Linked DNA regions of Homo sapiens: region 2 is linked to region 1. A link is an interaction called in ENCODE POLR2A ChIA-PET data of the cell type or tissue named here. Cell type or tissue: endothelial cell of umbilical vein. All regions are shown on one strand.

Region 1 (2,500 bases):
GGCATGAAAACTTGCATTTAGAAAAAAATCTGTAATTATTCATTATATTATTCCCATAATTAGCAGTTATACGTTTGGTATAGTTATTTATTGACTATTCAGGAGTTACCTTTGTGCGTTTGTACATACCTGTGTGCTTAACAAAAAAAAAATTATTGCACTGAGATTATTCACATTGTCAGGCTCGTTATACAGACTGAACAGTATTTGGTTCTAGCTGTAAGTCCTTCATATCAACCATGAAAATTTGCTCAAGCCCACATTCCCTGAATCTGAGAGAATCACCCTAGATGGTTTGTGGAAATAATTAATAAACTTCATCTCACCTTCAAAAACGGCTATTATGAAACTGATGCATATATTATCTTTATCTTTAGCTTCTGAATATAAGATTTCATCACACCTTGCACACAGTAAGTTTTCCAATGTTACATATCTTGAATGATTAATGCAAAAGAAATCAAGGTGGAACTAAGATGAATTCTTTTACAAGCTCACATTTTGGGGCGATAGCGTTCACAAGGTTTGTTGGTATTTTCCATTCTGATTCTACCATCATACCATTTGGGGAAACTTAACATTTTCTCATTAGATGTCTGGTGCTAAAATAGAATGTAGTTAATCAGGACTGAGAAGGTGTGCAGTGCATACACTTATTAAGGAGCAATCCACTGGCTCCTTATTACAGCTATTAGTTCCCAGGCAACACCTTCCACCTTTTTTTGTTTGTTTCCTACAATGGCTTATTAAAAACCACTGCCTGAATAAATGCCTTCGTATGATGTACAAGGAAAGGTAGATGAAACTGCATTGGCAAAATCATGATCTGGAGGAATTAAGCATTTCAACAATTTAAATAAAATTTTAATTTGGTTTTATTATTCATGGGAAAAATACACATTGGACAAATTTATTAAATATCTATCCTATATCAGGCTGCTTAAAATCAGTGAAACAAAGTTTGTGAACCTAGTTTAAAGTTAACATGATTTATTAATATTTGAATATTTTCATGCAATTAAACCTTTGACTTTATAGCTGAAAGAATACAGTGTTGTGGAATATGCTGGCAGCTTGTCTGTGGTTTGGTTTTCATATTAAGTATAAATGTTTGGCTATTTGAAAAGAGGTATTGGCATCCAGCAGTAATCATTCCCTAATACCAAATATGAAACTTCCAGGTATAAGGATAAATCTTTTTTAAAAAAATAAAAATAAAAAATGTTTCTTAAAGTTTTAGACAGTCATATCAGTGTGTTGCTGGAAGTCATTTAAACATCTGAATTCATCAGAAGCACATAAAATGATAATTCAAAGAATCTGCAGAAATAGGAAGAGTTGTTTGCTTTGGAATAATTCAGTCTTAATTGAGAACCTATTATTTAAAAAAGAAGAGAAGCTCATTTTTACTTAATAGCCCAAGTAAATAAGGAGAAAAGGAAGGCTGGGAGAGTCAACAGACCTTATATCAGAACTTCCTGGAAACTGCCTTGGAGGGTTAGGGGGTGGAATTTTCCTTTTTAAAATGTTGTCTTTCATTGTTGGACATTTGGGTTGGTTCCAACTCTTTGCTATTGTGAATAATGCCGCAATAAACATACGTGTGCATGTGTCTTTATAGCAGCATGATTTATAGTCATTTGGGTATATACCCAGTAATGGGATGGCTGGGTCAAATGGTATTTCCAGTTCTAGATCCCTGAGGAATCGCCACACTGACTTCCACAATGGTTGAACTAGTTTACAGTCCCACCAACAGTGTAAAAGTGTTCCTATTTCTCCACATCCTCTCCAGCACCTGTTGTTTCCTGACTTTTTAATGATTGCCATTCTAACTGGTGTGAGATGGTATCTCATTGTGGTTTTGATTTGCATTTCTCTGATGGCCAGTGATGATGAGCATTTTTTCATGTGTTTTTTGGCTGCATAAATGTCTTCTTTTGAGAAGTGTCTGTTCATGTCCTTTGCCCACTTTTTGATGGGGTTGTTTGTTTTTTTCTTGTAAATTTGTTTGAGTTCATTGTAGATTCTGGATTAAGAAAATGTGGCACATATACACCATGGAATACTATGCAGCCATAAAAAATGATGAGTTCATGTCCTTTGTAGGGACATGGATGAAATTGGAAATCATCATTCTCAGTAAACTATCGCAAGAACAAAAAACCAAACACTGCATATTCTCACTCATAGGTGGGAATTGAACAATGAGATCACATGGACACAGGAAGGGGAATATCACACTCTGGGGACTGTGGTGGGATGGGGGGAAGGGGGAGGGATAGCATTGGGAGATATACCTAATGCTAGATGACGAGTTAGTGGGTGCAGCGCACCAGCATGGCACATGTATACATATGTAACTAACCTGCACAATGTGCACATGTACCTTAAAACTTAAAGTATAATAAAAAAAAAAATGTTGTCTTTAGGCCGGGCACGGTGGCTTATGCCTATAATCCCAGCACTTTGGGAGGCCGAGGCAGGTGGATCACTAGGT
Region 2 (2,500 bases), 300 kb before region 1:
GCAAGTTAATAGTAACCCTAACCTGTGTTTTCAAAAAAGTGTTCAGAGTACGGTATCCCCCTCCCTCCCTGCACCTCTTCCCCACTGTCGGTTCTGGCACCTGGCCTAGGTGTAAAATTGTCAGCACTGTCACTGCTTTTTGGTCTTATTACGAGTGTGTCTGCTCTGATGTGCTGGTTCCAGCATGTCATGGGAGAAGTGTGAGCACAGAAGAGGAGGCTGTGTCAGATCTCTGTCTTCGTGTTAGCAGCCTGCCTCTAAAAAGGCTGCAGGTGAACGGGAGGAGACAGGTTATGATGACCTGAAGGGTACAGAGCCAGGCTGCTCCATGGATCAGGTGTGAATGCTAAAGTGGTCAGGTCACTTTGCTTCTTTCTGAAGTTTCCTGGGTCAGTTCTAGGACCAGTTACCTGTAGATAGAGACGTGAGGCTGAGTCCATGACCCTAGCAGTGGCAAACTCTTGTGTACCGCTATCTAATAGAAGTCTTACAAATTTTCACCATTGCTCACACTTAAGAATCATGTTTTTGGCCAGGCACAGAGGCTCACGCCTGTAATCCCAGCACTTTGGGAGGCTGAGACAGGTGGATCACCTGAGGTCAGGAGTTCAAGACCAGCCTGACCAACATATTGAAACTCTGCCTCTACTAAAAATACAAAAATTAGCTGGGTGCCTGTAATCCCAGCTAATCGGAAGGCTAAGGCAGGAGAATCACTTGAACCTGGGACACAGAGGTCGCAGTGAGCTGAGATAGTGCCATTGCATGCCAGCCTGGGCAACAGAGCGAGACTCGTCAAAAAAAAAAAAAGAATCATGTTTTTAATTTAAGCAAAGCTATTTAAAATAAATCACTAGATAATAGTCTTCGGCTGACCAAATGCTACTTGAAATCTGTACTTTGATGAAATATCTGCCAATGCGTATAGTTAACTCATATTTTTAAGTGTAAACGAATCTAAGATATCTGAGTGGGTGTTTATACTATTCTGCTAGAGTTCTAGGCTGGTTATTTGGTGTAGACTTTAGATCCCCTAGATAGCGGCCTGTAATGGGGTTGGCTTGTCAGAAAACATCAACCTCTTGAAAACCATCCCGATCCCCTAAAATCCATTTCTTATTTTTGATGTGACACTGTTTCAGCTTTTTATTTTTTTCAGAAAGTTTTATTTCTGCTATATTTTTAGATTCAAAAGTATTTATTTAAGGTGAACAAATGATACAGCATACACAACTGCTGGAACTGCTTTTTAATTGAGAACAAAAAGGGAATACCTAGGACAAGAATATGCAATTACCACATTTATTGTTTTCAGTGAATTTTTGTCAAGTTTTATCTTATTGTTAATGTGATGATACAGCAAGCCTTGGAAAAGAATAACACTTGCGTTAAAGAACAAATCTAGATAAAAATGGAAAACTGAGTTAGCCACAACCCACAAGGCCTTCTTTGGGAAGACTCTTGAAGAAAACCGACTCACACTTCACAGAAGAATATGGCACTGTCATTTTTCCCTTTATAGTGCCGAAGTGTTCCTGAACAAAGGCCTCAAGGCATTATCAACTCATCATCTATTTTGTGATGTGCTTTCTATTTTCAGGAACCTGCCCTCCTCCCTCTTTGTTCCTGATGCATCTGATCATTGGTGCCTACTACTTTGGTCCCACACACACTCAGTGTAGCCAGCCCCCACCCGGAGAGTTCACCATGGTGCCCAAGAGCCAGACAGGCAAGGTCATTGTCCACCCACAGGACCAGAGGAAGACTTCAGGCCCCACCCACTCCTCACAGACAAGCTGGAGCTATATGAAGTCTGAAGGAATATAAATTATTCCAAATGATCTGGAAAGAAAGTAATAGACTATAAGTACATTTCCAAGCCCTGGATATTGTTTAAAAAGCAAACAAAACAAAACAAAACAAAAAAACTTCTCTTTTCTCTTGCTGGGATTTCTGATGATACAGTAAACAAGTCCCAACAGGTGACCTAATCAAAAATAGCTATATAGCACTTAGAAATGTATATAGCTCAACCATCAGCCTTGCGGAGTAAGGAAAGAAGAAACCAAAGTATTTATACTTCACTGGTAAACAATGGAATAGATTGTTTCTAAACATGTCTTCCAGCTAAAAAATTCTGCAGTGTAGTTTCTATAAATGACTTCAATCTGATTTTAATATTCATCCATTCAGCCAGATATTCAAAAATTATTTAAGTGCCTGTTATACACTAAACACAGATATACATTAATGAATAAAATAGACACAGGTCCCTCCTACGGGCTACAGCCAACCAAATGACAAACAATTACAGATATACTTACAAACTGCCTACATCTGGGGGAAAAATTAGATTCAGAGATAGAGAATAACATAATGTATCTATATAGACAGACGGATTAGAAATGGCCTCTCTAAGCAGAAAACATTTAAATTAACATTTGAACAATTAAAAAAAAAGGTCTACACTAGCCATGTACAGGGGTGGGAAGTATTGATG

What was found. ChIA-PET counts read pairs that join two places held together with the same protein. Peaks named below come from ENCODE experiments on the same cell type or tissue, not always from the same donor. Only the 100,000 strongest peaks of a DNase experiment are listed, where the experiment ranks them.
Region 2: POLR2A ChIA-PET joins it to region 1 with 7 read pairs; 2 of 35 experiments call an interaction of 5 or more read pairs at or near these places.

The regions. Positions count from the first base shown.
Region 1 is chr4:139,944,101-139,946,600 of GRCh38, reverse strand. All of the region lies in intron 1 of MAML3 (mastermind like transcriptional coactivator 3), which reads left to right. Among named protein-coding and RNA genes, the nearest start is that of MAML3-AS1, 180 kb to the left of the region's middle. In endothelial cell of umbilical vein, no CTCF peak of the experiment used is centred here; a DNase peak (open chromatin) is centred at 1,480.
Region 2 is chr4:140,248,158-140,250,657 of GRCh38, reverse strand. No RefSeq gene overlaps it. Among named protein-coding and RNA genes, the nearest start is that of MAML3, 95 kb to the right of the region's middle. In endothelial cell of umbilical vein, no CTCF peak of the experiment used is centred here; a DNase peak (open chromatin) is centred at 1,127.